Linked DNA regions of Homo sapiens: all the other regions are linked to region 2. A link is a contact called in ENCODE Hi-C or POLR2A ChIA-PET data. All regions are on one chromosome and are shown on one strand. The core of a region is the stretch at or near the end of the contact, and the rest is flanking DNA. Distances in the headings are between cores, read along the strand shown. Region 1 overlaps MECOM (MDS1 and EVI1 complex locus). Region 2 overlaps MECOM (MDS1 and EVI1 complex locus). Region 3 overlaps MECOM (MDS1 and EVI1 complex locus).

Region 1 (4,326 bases), core at 1,107-3,606, 110 kb before region 2:
AATTATTAAACATTATTTAAAAACTATAAAATGTAACTGATTGAATATAGTGCTGTCTGGGAAATTTCACACTGTTGCCATAAGTGACTATAAAGCAAGATCTGTAGTTTTAACAGGATGTTTTTATCTCTTCTGGAGATAGATAGTGAGGGCTAGAGAGCCTTAGAAAATGTTACCAAGCTGTGTATTTTTATTCTTGCTTTTCCTCTATTGGTTACCCTTAATATACATTATAATTTTTAATTTTCCTAAAAATGTCTGCAGTTAGTAGTCTTAACCTCCTCCCTAGGAAGACAAGGACTTTAATACATTTTAACATCCCTTCAATCTCTTGCATGATCTTGCCATCAACTCCTATTTTTGACATTATTATGTTCTAGCTTCTTTTAAAGCATATAATGCTTTAGATATATCAGCATGTTTTGTTGACTTATTTGGTCCCTGTTTTTCCTTGCATCCCATTCTTTTTTTTTCCCCCTGGTCGAAGTAAATTGTTTAGTATTTCTTTCCAAGATAGCTCCTGAGAAGTTAGCTTTTTTAGGTCTTATAAGTCTGGAAATATCTTCTTCTTGTCTGCTCTTTTGAATGATGGTTTGACAACTGGATACAGAATTCTGGTTTAGCTATTTTGCCTTGGAACTTTGAAAATACTTGTCCATTGTTTTTTAGCAGCTCTGGTTATTGAGGAGAACAGTTCTTCTCTTATTCTGACTATACTCTTTTTTTTTTTTTTTTTTTTTTTTTTGTGGGTAATCTGTCTTTTCTCTCTGCAAGCTTAAGATTTTTCTCTGTATCCTGGACCTTTTGAAGTCTTACTGCAACATCTCTAAGTTTGGACTTTTCTTTTTTGGTACTTCTTGTGACTGTTTCTAGTGCTCATGTCTTTTATTAATTCTGGAAAACTTAGCCATGATCTGTTCAAATATTGTATCTCTTCTGTCCTTTCCTTCTGGTATATATATGTATACATATAAACATATGGATATTTATATACTCATATGTATATAGTTTTATATCTCTTAACTCTGATTTATTTAAATATCTTTATCTCTTTACATTCTGTGAGATTTATTGTTTCTTCGTAAAATTAACTAATTTTCCCTTCAGCTGTGTGCAGTTTATTCTTTAGACCATGTGTTGAATTTTTTACTTCACGCTTTTCCATCTAAAAATTTCCAATTGGTTTTTTTCATAAGTATTGTTTTTTCTATAGCCCTACTTTTGTTTCACTGATGCTAATGCTCCTTTTCCTCTTAGAGAATTGTAAACATCATTATTTAAAGTCCATTTCAGATTGCTTAGTTATTTCTATTTCTTTGTATAGGTTTCCCTTCTATTGGGCTTATCAATTACCTTTACAGTGCTGATTTTCTTGTGTAAATTTATTTTTTAAGAGCCTATCTTGCATGGGAATTTTCTTGAATTCATTCTTCCCTGTATGGTAATTCAGCAGTTGCCTCAACTCCACCAGGTCTTGTGATAGTGTGGATAGAACAGCCTTCTGTTCAGAGGCTGGCAGTGAAGTTTTAACTCTGGCTTTATGCAGTGTACTTGGGTCATGTGTGGGGCAGGCTCAGGCCCTTTTCTGTATAAACACTGAAACCCAAAACCTACTGTTCATCTTTGGGCATAAACCGAGCATCCTTTAGTATTGTAGGTTTCCTTTTCTTTTATGGTCCATGAAAACTTTCTTGCTTTTGGACAGAGTTTCACTTTCATATATTTTAAAAATCATTATCCATTATTTCTCGCTTTTGAACAGGGGGCAATTTTGGCATGTACTTACACTGCCATTTTGGTCTGTTATTTTCGTGGGATTTAAAAATAAGTTTTATTTTCAATAAATATTTTTCACACAGGTAAACATGTTTTTACTAAATCTTCTTTATTAATTTAAGATATAATATTTCAAATTACACTTAACTGATATGGAAGAAATAATTGTGAACATTGGTACAAATTATGTATTTTGTCATCTTGTACTTCAAAGCTCCTTGGATTAAACATTAATGAAGAAGAATCAATAGAGAGAACAGAAATAAAGCGCATATTCAGTTGAAGTCTGAAGGAGTTTTTAAGACTCTAGAGAAGAGAAGGTGTAAAATACTAACTTTTGTTTTTTCAGCTGATTTATCAATGTGATTCACACATTTCTGAGGCCACAAACAGGATATATGGCATATGTTGGCCTAAGAAACAAAACAAAACAAAACTCTTCTTTTGTACTTTATTCGATAAATAGCTAAAGCCTACATATGGAATTTTTGTACTGATTCACTCAACAAACACATTGACTTTATATGAGTTGAACTTTATTTAGACATAATGAGAAGCCATTGGAATGTCTGAAATGTGAGGAGACATAATCAGAATTATGCTTTAGGATGTTTGTTTTGGCAAAGGTATGCAGGATGAATTACAAGAGAGAAAAACTGGCCGGGAGCTGTGTCTCATGCCTGTAATCCCAGCATTTTGGGATGCCGAGGCGGGTGGATCACCTGAGGTCAGGAGTTTGAGACCAGCCTGGCCAACATGGTAAAACTCCATCTCTACTAAAAATACCAGTAAAAGAAAAAAAATTAGCCGGGCCTGGTGGCAGGCACCTGTAATTCCAGCTACTTGGGAGGCTGAGGCGGGAGAATCACTTGAACCCAGGAGGCAGAGGTTGCAGTGAGCTGAGATCACACTACTGCACTCCAGCCTGGGCAACAGAGTAAGACTCCATCTCAAAAGAAAAAAAAAAGAAAAAGAAAAAGAGAAAAATTGAAGAATTAGAGAGCTAGTTAGTGGGCTATTGCAAAAGAAGCATTGGGAGTAAATGATAAGGACCTGAAGTAGGTTGTGGCAATAGGGATAGAAAGAACAATATAATAAGGTAAGAATAAGCAGGACTTGGTTGCTGATAGTAAGTGGGAAGCAAGGAGTCAAGAGAAGTCAAATATGAACTGTGGCATGGGGAGAATAATATTGCCATTAAAGAAATTACTAAATCAGACTGCTAGGATTAAGGAACTAAAGAGTCTGCTCATTTTAATGTGTTATGAATTTATAAACTCTTTTTCAGAAGGAATGGTAGCAATAAAGAGGGAAGAAATAGGGTAATAGTTTGAATGGATAGAAGGCTAAAATCTTTCTTAAAGTTTATGCATGCTTGGCTGTGTTTACTGAATATAATCTATTTTATGGGGGTCCCAAAGAAAATTTTTCTGTAGCCATCACAGCTACCTGTAAACATTTATTGTTCATTACCATATGTTTAGAAAATAGAATCAAGAAAGAGCCATTATTTTCTTTTTGATTTTCACATGATTTGGATTTTCCACTGAAGTTCAAGCAAAAGTCAACTTGGGATCTTGGGAATGAACTAAGACGTGGAAATGCTTAGGTCCAACCATGCTCTGAGGAAGGCTTTATGATGGAGATGGAATCAGATACTGAACGAAAGAATTTGAAGTCATTGCAGGGTTATCTCCAGCCAGAGGGGAAATGGCCAGTCAGGAAGAACAACTGGCACAAGGAGCCAGAGCAGTGGCTTGCCGATAACCCTTGGGAAGAGCAACCCTCTCTTTAAGGAAGTCACAGAATTAGCTTCCTGAAAAAACACATTAGTTTGACGATTCACTTGATCTCAAATGAGGTATGGATCATGGTGATTCTTAAAAAAAATGAGGCAGTTTTAGAAAACTTGAGGAAATCCCTCTTTTAGGTTACAAACACCACAAGGGTTTTAAAACAAAAGCTCTTAGCTAAGGGATAATAATTTCCATATGCACGTTTGGTTCTAACATGAGAATATGTTTCCAAAGACGGGTGTATTGTCTGTCTTCAAGGGAATCTTTAAGGCTTATAGAGGCAACTGGCTAGCCACTGAATTCCAGTGAACTCCTGATAGACTCTGCCCATCCCTAATATGTTTTCAATGGTGAGAAATTCTGCCACTGGCCACTGCAGAATTTTCTTTGCTTCCAATTTCCCCATAACAACAGGGCTTTTTCTTGTTTGAGGAGGCTCCCATATCCTAAATGCAGATCCAAGAGAAAAGCTTTGCATGTCCTCATTTGTTCTCCATATTTGTGACTTCTAGTTGGAGTCGACCCTTTTACTGGTAGGGTCGTTATGCTTACTATGTGTCAGGCACTGTTTTGAAGACTTTACAGGTATAGCTCATGAGATCCTCACATCAGTCTTATGACACAGCTCTATTATTATCTATTCTAAAAGAAGAGGAAAGGACAACCCCAACCTGCTGAAAGTTTTCAGCTAGTAAGCGGCCAGCCATCAATTAACATCACTGTGCCATGCTGCCTTCTGTAAGTACAATGTGAC
Region 2 (4,530 bases), core at 67-2,566:
CCCAGTCTGCTGCAGCATGAATTCAGGACGGTTCTACTTTCCTCTAAATGAATCTGAAGGAAAATCACTTTGGGGACATAGAAAGCTTATGAAGAAAAAGCCCATCAGGTCCATCAGAGGTTGCTAAAAGTCTCTCAAAAATTTGTACTGGCAAAAGAAAGTAGAGGCACATAGCTAAAACATAAAAGAAAAACTATCTATCTGATATGTGATAAGTCTGTTCTTACCTGGTCATTCCAGTGGATATTGGTGACGGTGGCTCCTTAACAACAGAATAAGCCAAACATTAACCAGCTCATGTTTTCCTTTGGAATAGTACTCACAGAACTTTAATGTCTTTGCGTTAGCTCTTTTAGATTCAGTAACTAGATACCAAATGGCTTTACTGGTACCTCAAGTATGAATTTTCTAGCAATTTCTTTCCATTACCTTTTGACAAAAGCTTAGTTCCATCTCTGAAGAGAAAGTTTTGGAAGAGGCGAAGCCCATTTTTTAATAGCTTAGGAGTACTAGTTTAATTCCCAAATCATATTTATTTAGTGAAATGTCTGTGAAATTCCTAGAGGAGTGGAAAATCTCTTAACCAGATTTAAAAGCCACAGGACATGCAACAGTATGCCGCAATACCAGGAGAAAAATAAAAGTTTGCTCATTGATTTAGTCCCTTATTTTCCATCCGTATCACATTCTTTGCCATCTCCCTTGCTATCTTGCCCCCAATACTTCCATTCTGAGTCTTTTTGACAACTCGTATATGAAATATTTTTAGGAAACACTGGGGAAAAGTTCCATAAGGAAGACATGGAATAGCATGGTACTATGAAGTAGCAAATACTAAAAGTGCAAGGAAGCTTAGAGGGTCATTAAAAAAATTCTAGTGCCAAGCCATGTTGATAGATTATTTCCAAACATAATGGTCGTATCTAGAGACACGGGTTCTACAGATTCAGTCCAGTGTCCAAACACTCCATTTAAGTCTCTTTTCTTCTCACTCCCCTCTGGAGCAGGACATGCTAAAGACTATGCCCATCAGCAGTTCCCATTCTATTCAATGTCTCTGTTTTCTAAGCCTGTAATTCTGCACCCTTGCTACAGTCCTTCACAGCTTGTTTAAGTCAGTTTTCTGGAAATTCATTTTCCCTACTTTTACTAGTTTCCTTTCTTCGTTTCTTTGGGATCTTAAATTTCATTATCTTGGGGCCATTCTCATAGAAGATTTTGCTGGCCAGTTCATAGCCTCCTTCTTTGTTCTGTTTGTGCATCTGGCATTAGTTGAGCTCCACCCTTTTCCCCAAGCCCAGCACGTGTTTATTCACTGTGTTACTGGTGCAGAAGAGCTGGCTCCCGAAGTCCTCTGCTTTCTCACAAACAAGCCTCTGTAACTGCTCTGGAATTGTCCTAACAAGGGAAGAAGAGCATGTCCAGTTTTAATTTTGTAAGGAAATTGATGTCTTCCCCCTCCCTTCCCTGCCGCACTGTTAGCAGGCATCAGCTCATGGACTTGTGCTCATGTGCTCACGTCCTACCAGGAGGTCCCTAGTGGGGCTTTGAGGTTTGGCCGAGCTGTTCTCCTCCTAGAGCAGGGCACACATCCTCCGCTCTCAGCCACGTGTAATCCTTCCTGTCTGCTTGCAAGTTGGGCACAAAGTACTGGCGCTTGGGCCCACCCTCTTCTTTAGTAGCAATTAACCTTTACTACAGAGCTTCCTTTGAAGTTTGCTCATGTTTTTATTACAAAACTGCAATGAGGAACATAATGGGGGGAAATGTCTAAATTTCTGAGTTACCTAATCTGTTCAATTCCCTAGTTGAGCTCCTCTTGGCAGTTGTTTCATGTAGTTATGATCTCAACCAGTCTGCCTGGGATCTCAAATCATGTTTCTGTCTCAGCCTATTTTTAAGATTAGGGAGCTATTACACACACACACCCCTACACACAGATTGCAAATACACATGGATGTGTGTATTATATGCATATATGTGTACAGTTGAGTATAAATAATTAACTTCTTAATAACTACAGAAATCAGTCTTACTTTATAGTCAAAGTATGTATATATGCTCTTAATATTAAACTTTTTAGTTGCTGAATATTTTCTATCAATGAACTAATGTGAAGAGTAGAGAGAAAAATTATTCATGTTACTATCACTAATGATAATGCTGAGTGATAAGTATTATGATGGGCATTAATGGTGAAACTCAGGATTTTGAATGGCATCTGACCAGATTTGCAGTTAAACTAGGCGGAAAGGCCAAAAGAAACAAATGGTGAGTTATATAAAACCCACAAAAAGAGAAGGCATTTAGGCCAGCCTTGCAAATAAGAACCGAAGAATTACGAGTGAAATGGCATTTTTTTCTAGCCTGCCGTTCACAGGCGCTCAAATAAATGAAATCATTTTTTTTTCTGCTTTTCACTCAGCAGTAAATCACTCATTGGTAATCCAAGGTTGGTAGAAAAGCAACTATGAAACTCAAAGAAAATTCAAGGGAATCTTTTTTTCCCTTCTGTAGGTAAGGACTTTGTAAGAAAAATGTAAAAATCACAAAAGACATATAGACTTAGTTCCATAAAAGTTAAAAAAAATCGAAATACCAAATGGCAAATTGTCTACTAGGAAATTTTAAAATACAATATCCAAGGGCTAATTTATTTATCATTAATAAGACAGACATGAAAGCCTAATTAAAAGTGGGCAAAAACAATGAACAATTTGCAAATAAAGAAGTTTGAATGACAAATAAGAATATTTAGTTTCTGTAATCAACTGAGATGTGAATTAAGCAGTAATAGATATATAATTTTCTTTATTAAAAACAAGACATAATAATAAATGCCAGTATAATTGGTAGAAGTGTAAATTGCTATACACTTTCTGAAAAGCAATCTGTCAATACCCACTAAGTTTTCTTATAGGAATCTAACCTAAGGAAATTGAAATGGATGACAATAAAAATTTATGTTAAGGAAGGCTCATTTTCATGATATTTATGATATCAGAAAATTAGAAGCAACATAAATAAAATCCATGGAAGTAGTTCAGCTGTTGTGGATTCCTATAATGGAATATTATAAAGCAATTAAATGTAGTTTTAGAAAATAGTAAAATACACATAAGGAAGGGTTTATAATAAACTATAATCCAATGAAAAAGTCAAAAGCCAAAGTATTCACACATTATGGCTACGATTTTGATAAAACAAACAAACTTTAAAACATATCTTTAAGGATCGAAAAACAAGTTGCCTAAGAGTTAAAGGGAGGACTGGGTTTGGACACCCAGCTAGTCTCAGCTGACTTTGGATATATTGAATATCAGGTCCTACATCTGGAAAATGGAAGATTATTCTTATCATCATTTTCTCAATGGATTGTTTTGAGCATTAAAATGAGAAAATGTGGATACATCTATGGAAGTTACTATTATTGGTATTATTTCTGCAATTTCTTCTCTTTGAAGGTTCTGATATGTTTCCAAAATGGAATACTTCTGAAGTGGAAACCTATGGTAGTTATTCAAAGACACATATAAATAAATATAATCTAATCAAAATGTGGCCTTTCCCTTGGTCTCTGAGGAAATTAGAACACTTAAAATTTGAATTGAAGAGGTTGACTTCCAAGAGCAATTTCCCAAATCATTTGTCTCAAATCCAACAATATGCTTGTCTTTCTTTCCTCACTCAGTTAATGACATGCCTAAAGGATGCATGAAGCAAATTACAGTAGCAGACAGCTCAGCTCCAAGAAGTTACAAGTGTTATTTATCTTTATGGGACCACTGATATATATGGCACTTCTTACCTGATACTTACCTATTGTAAACGTGCCCAATCTGTCAGTGTGATATCTGAGAAATGCTTTAATTAACTATAGTTATAGCTGAGGGAAAGGATCTACCAATTTTCCCCAATAACAGAGATTTAATGGGGATATGATAATTGAAGTAATTTATCATTTAGATGAAATGTTTTAGCAGCTTTTTGGATAGTTTTTGAGTAATGTATATGGAGGCATTATTTTATTTTGGTTTATGCAAATATTCAATGTGGTGTGATAAACTGCATTTGCTGTTGAAAATTTCATAATGCTAGATTACATTGAAATATTGTTGCATGTTTTGATACGTAAAACTCAGCAGTTTAATATTTTCGCTTTTGTCATCACAGCCTTTTTTACATTTAATTTGGATGATACTAGATTAAAAGTGGCTTCAAAACAAATTGCCTGCACTTGCATATATATTTAGTGCTTGCATATGGATGAATAGGTCCGTGAGTTCTTCTTGTGGATTTGCTTGACCTATGTAAGTTGTTCTTTAGGTTTAATTGTACATTTTTGTCATTGTAAGCAGAATTGCATTCAGGCTTTAAATTCAAATTCTTCTGTGCAGCTGCCTGGGCACACACATGTATTTTGTCTCCACAGGAACTGAAATCTAAATGCACTCGCTTAGATTATGCATTGGGAGAGTTTGTGGGTAATTCAGAGGTCATGGGATAAGCTATGCCAGTGGGAGGGCACAG
Region 3 (4,763 bases), core at 834-3,333, 64 kb after region 2:
TAATCCCTCCTCTTTCTCTGTGTTCCACAGCCCTGTTGACACACACCATTGGTGTGGCCCTTATTGTGCCATGTTATCTCTGCCCTAGGCTGGCTTCTAAGCCTTTTATGGCTCATCTTTTTCATATTGCTATGTCTAGTGCCTAGCCCAGTGGCAGGCACACAGGGTTGTTGAATTTAGTGCTACACATTATGGAAGCTGAAATGTTTGTTTTGACCCTTTGGTTTGTATTTCTTCTTCGTAGAAATCAACGCAACTTCATGGATCTTTATCTTTTAATAGTTTACATGAAGTATCTCACATCTGGCAACTATCACCCCCGACCCAATCATAAATAACATTCAAAGTTATTTAACTTCCTTTATTAAAGGGGAGCTGAAAGGAGCAGCAGACTTTGTTGGCCAACTTCTAGAAAGGAAATAAAGGCCATTCAGACGTCAGAAGATTGTATATGTTAGTTGATACAGTGCATTCAGTGTTCTTAAAGGATCAAACACCAAGTTAGTATTGAACTCAATTTTCCATCTTCTTCAACAGTGTCTAAGTTAAGAATCAAAGTTTGTTGGTGTTAAGATGCTTTAAAGTAGAATGTCTTGGGGCTTCACATACCCTTCAGACACATTTATCCTAAGCTAAATTTACCCTTTATGAAGGGGACAACTTGAACTATTTAATGCACCTTAAAAAGTGGTGGTGAGAGGTAGATACTTTTCAGTTGTTATGTCATGGCCTTTATTCAGTATTTCTGAATCCTCTTACAGATAGAAACACTTGCAAACATTCATCGGGAATTTGGCTAGCAGAATAGTAACCCACCAGCCAAAGCCCACCTCATCCAGTTTCCAGTGGTTGGTTGCTAGAAAGATATTCCAGTGACTGTCCGAAAGCAAAAACAAGCGGACCCGTAGCTGTGCTCCTGTTCTGTGAATGGTGTGCTCCGCAGTGTCCACCTCGGGGTGCTTCTGTGCACCTCTGGGCCCAAAGCTCAGTGAAAACTTTTCACTATTCATAAGGGGGTTCTCAAACCCATGGTAGGTTAGACTTCAAGATCTGGTTTTGATCATCCTAGATTTAGTACTCTGCTGCCTGGAAAATATGAGCTGTGAGTAGTGTGAAGAGCTGTTACTGTAGGACCCACAGTTTGCAAGGTAACTTCAATCTGTACCAGGTGTGATTTGATTTTGCTGAGATGAGGGAGTTGGCAGAGAAGGGAGGGGGGTGGTAGGGAAGAGGCTGTGGAAATACCCTCAGTAAAAAGTACCCAGAGTTGAATCTTCTAGCTGTCAGAACAAGTTCTTCCTGGCAAACTGCGTTAACGGCATTAGCCCCAGCCCACTGTCCTCAGTCTCTTCCTGCACTTGTAGGAGGAAAGTTGGTTCTAAGTTTCTGTTATGCTCAGTAATGAGACAGAATAAGGTGACACGGAAGACAGTGAACCAGAGGAGGGAGAATCCGAGGATCTGCACCGAGTCCCTTTCTTCTAGTCATTAGCTGGGACTTTGGCACGTTGCCGAAATTCTCAGAAGGTCAGTTTGTTCCTTTGTCAAATAATAATTAAATCTTCCCTCTACCCAGAGAGTTTCCTAAATGAACTTTTGAAAGATATTGTCTATAAAAATATTTCAAGACCTGTAAAAAATGTTTTTGACAAGACAGATGTGAAAGTATGCAGCAGAGCATGTGTGTTTGAAATCCTCCAGCCATGAAGATGATTTTCTTAAAGGAGAAGTGTGTATCTCCCGTTCTCATACTCTGACTATCCCTATACTTCTGACAACTTCTAGGCGTTGGTTTCTGTGAACACACCTTGGTCACTACACGAGAGTGTGCTTGGTTTCCTCATCAGTAAACTGGGGACAATAATACCCACCTCCCAGGGTTATCGTGAGGATGAAACAAAGCAACCTGTGTGAGCACAGAGCACTATAGGAGTTCGCTGAATGTTAGTTCCTCACTCTTTCCTCTCCACCCCCATGCCCCTACTCTGGTGAAATAAAATCCTTCTTGTATAACTCAGGAAGCCCCAGGAACACATTCCTGCAAGCCATGGAGGAAAGAAATACTTCCCTGTGTCCTTTTGGAGAGAGCTGGGCTTCGGCTGGGCTGATGTCATAGCTATGCTCCTGGCTGCCTTTTAGTCAGAAGAGATGTTAGTGTGCTGAAAAATAGCCAAGGAGGCTTTTTTCCTCTGCATGGGAAAGAAGACATTTTTGTCCATCCTCCAAGTCTTCCTTGCACAGATTACTGTCAAACCCAAGCACTTTATTTATAAAAATGCCAACATACTCTGATTATTTGGCGAATAACCATGCTGCTGTCAGTGTACAAACAGCACATAGAGTATAAAAACAATCTCCATTTTTATCATGGCTGTCACAGCTGGGAGGCTGTGGAACAAGGATGCATTGTTTGAGGGAAGGGCTGTAGAGGCAACATTCAGGTCCTTTGGTGGCCTCCTGGGCAGAAAGACTGTGGTCACATTTGGTAAACTGTTACATGTTCTTTTACTGAAAAACATTAGGCTTGCCATAAATTAGTTTCTGGGTTCAATATTGAGATCTTGACATACTGTTGCTTTTAGATAAGCATTCCCTGGCCTGCCTGTCTGTCTGCCTCTCTCTTCTCTAATTCATAGGCCGTCCAAATGCCTACGTGCTTCCATGGAACAGGAAGACAGACCCAGTGGCTGTGCAACCAAAGGAAATCCATCATTCACTGATGAATTTCTAATGACTTCATATTTTACTACCACATGGAACTCCCAAATAAAGCCTCTAGAAGGGAAACACACACCCAATACTGGGGGAAGGAGGGGTAAAGAAGTGATGGCCCTTTACTCAGCACTGGTTTCTGACCTCCTCAAGCTGGTTCCTTCTGGGTCAAGGTAGATCCTAGGGAGGATAACTCTCCTGGTTTCAGTAACAGTTGTGAAGCATATGTGTGAGTGCATATGATGACTCTGCATGTCTAAGGTCTAACAGATTGGTCCCAGGATATTACATGTTTTCCCTGGAAAACCATTTCTTTTTTTCCTAAAATGTGTTTCATCATTGTATGAGCTGTTGCTGCTGCTTTTTTTTTTTTTTTTTTTTTTTTTTTTTACCGGAGTCTTGCTCTGTCATGCAGGCTGGAGTGTAGTGGTGCAATCTCAGCTCACTGCAAACTCTGCCCCCCCCGGGTTCAAGTGATTCTCCTGCCTCAGCCTCCCACGTAGCTGGGATTACAGGTGTATGCCAACATGGCTGGCTAATTTTTGTATTTTTATTAGAGATGGGGTTTTGCCATGTTGGCCAGGCTGGTCTTGAACTCCTGACCTCAGGTGATATGCCTGACTCGGCCTCCCAAAGTTCTGGGATTACAGGCATGAGCCACTGTGGCCGGCCTTTTATGAGCTTCTCAGTGGATGAATTGGTATCATTTACCTTTAGTAGGTACTCATTGGCATTTGCTGTCTTTATAATTTTTTTTTTCTTTTTACAGTGGTGAACACTCCAGGAAGAATTAACTGTATAGTCCTTCACTCCTCAAAGAGGAAACTTTATTAAGTTGTTCAGTTGGTTCCATCCTGATAAGTCTTGGTCAGGCTTGGGAAAAAAGTTTTCATGTGATTTTTAATGAAGGAGTTCTTTACACCTATAGCCTATTGAGAGACTAGTGAGCTGCCAAGGAGGTCAATGAGTATGGAGAATAAAGCGGTATACAAAAGACAAAGCCCTAGAGCCTCTTTGTGAATGAATAAAATAAAATTGGGTGTTAGCCCTTGCACCTAATTCCCAATCTGGCCAAATAGGTGTTATCTTTATACCTCTATTGGCAGGTTCCATCACATCTCAAATAAAGAAAATAAAGAAGAAAAATATTTGGGTCTAGATAACATCGTGGGGTTAGAAATACTCTCAGTACCACCTAAGAGGAAACACACACGAGATTCAGTTAATTTTCATGCTAAATCCAAGTGTCATATCACACCACCAGAAATTCAAGTAACTTCTTATAGTTCAGAAATAAATGATGGTGTTGACAAGGGGTGCCACATGTGAAGAAACCAATATTATTTTGTAAGATTATGTAAGCAAAGCTGGAGATACATGGAGAAACTGTGTGTCCTTTAATAATCCCAGCTCTGGAAGGACAGCCTCAGAAACTGGAAAAAAAATCACTTCGGTGGCTCCCTGTGTTCTTCAGAAAGAAATCCAGTTTCATTAGTTTGATATTTAATTAGGACAGCAACCATGAGTAGTGTCTTTCCTCTTTCCTTTCCAAAAATGTCTCTTCCACTGTCTTTTCTAGTGCCATGTCTCATGTTTTGGTAAAACTAATTGAACCTTGTATCTGTACTGCTGTTCATGTTTGACCTCCTCCCTTAAGTGTTAAGCAAGTCCTCCCTGACCACGCTTGTCCCACCCTCCCTCCACAAAACCACATAGGTCCACATTCCATCTCCCTGAAGAGTCACTGCCCAACTCTTCAAGGCTTTGTTTAGCTACCTTCTTTTCTGAGATACATTTTCTGATCAGATTGAACCAGTTAAACCAGATTTAAACTCTTTTTTTTTTTTGAGACGGAGTCTCGCTCTGTCACCCAGGCTGGAGTGCAGTGTTGCAATCTCAGCTCACTGCAACCTCCACCTTCCCGGGCTCAAGTGATTCTCCTGCCTCAGCCTCCCAAGTAGCTGTGAGTAAAGGCGCGTGCCACCATGCCCAGCTAATTTTGGGATTTATAGTAGAGACTGGGTTTCACTGTGTTAGCCAGGATGGTCTCAA

Evidence for each region. A loop is a pair of places that touch in the nucleus more often than their neighbours do. ChIA-PET counts read pairs that join two places held with the same protein, here RNA polymerase II (POLR2A). Pooled maps may share reads with other maps.
Region 1: a map of endothelial cell of umbilical vein shows a loop between it and region 2 (11-fold over the local background). The contact joins two enhancer-like sites. A Hi-C loop is called at or near these places in 6 of 168 maps with a recorded cell type or tissue (Caco-2, Calu3, PC-3 and 3 more) and 4 of 50 pooled maps. POLR2A ChIA-PET finds 5 or more read pairs at or near these places in 1 of 52 experiments (PC-9).
Region 3: a map of ascending aorta shows a loop between it and region 2 (2.3-fold over the local background). The contact joins two enhancer-like sites. A Hi-C loop is called at or near these places in 4 of 168 maps with a recorded cell type or tissue (ascending aorta, colonic mucosa, endothelial cell of umbilical vein and 1 more). POLR2A ChIA-PET finds 5 or more read pairs at or near these places in 2 of 52 experiments (H1 and OCI-LY7).

What each region holds. Positions count from the first base shown.
Region 1 is chr3:169,495,766-169,500,091 of GRCh38, reverse strand. The region is part of intron 1 of MECOM (MDS1 and EVI1 complex locus); the gene reads left to right. Among named protein-coding and RNA genes, the nearest start is that of MECOM-AS1, 50 kb to the right of the region's middle. Within about 2 kb of position 2,356, at least 3 of the 41 ENCODE cell types and tissues checked have a DNase peak (open chromatin) inside an H3K27ac peak, as active enhancers do; they include endothelial cell of umbilical vein, where a contact is called at or near this core.
Region 2 is chr3:169,385,142-169,389,671 of GRCh38, reverse strand. The region is part of intron 1 of MECOM (MDS1 and EVI1 complex locus); the gene reads left to right. Among named protein-coding and RNA genes, the nearest start is that of MECOM-AS1, 60 kb to the left of the region's middle. Within about 2 kb of position 1,316, at least 14 of the 41 ENCODE cell types and tissues checked have a DNase peak (open chromatin) inside an H3K27ac peak, as active enhancers do; they include endothelial cell of umbilical vein, where a contact is called at or near this core.
Region 3 is chr3:169,321,336-169,326,098 of GRCh38, reverse strand. All of the region lies in intron 2 of MECOM (MDS1 and EVI1 complex locus), which reads left to right. Among named protein-coding and RNA genes, the nearest start is that of MECOM-AS1, 120 kb to the left of the region's middle. Within about 2 kb of position 2,083, at least 5 of the 41 ENCODE cell types and tissues checked have a DNase peak (open chromatin) inside an H3K27ac peak, as active enhancers do.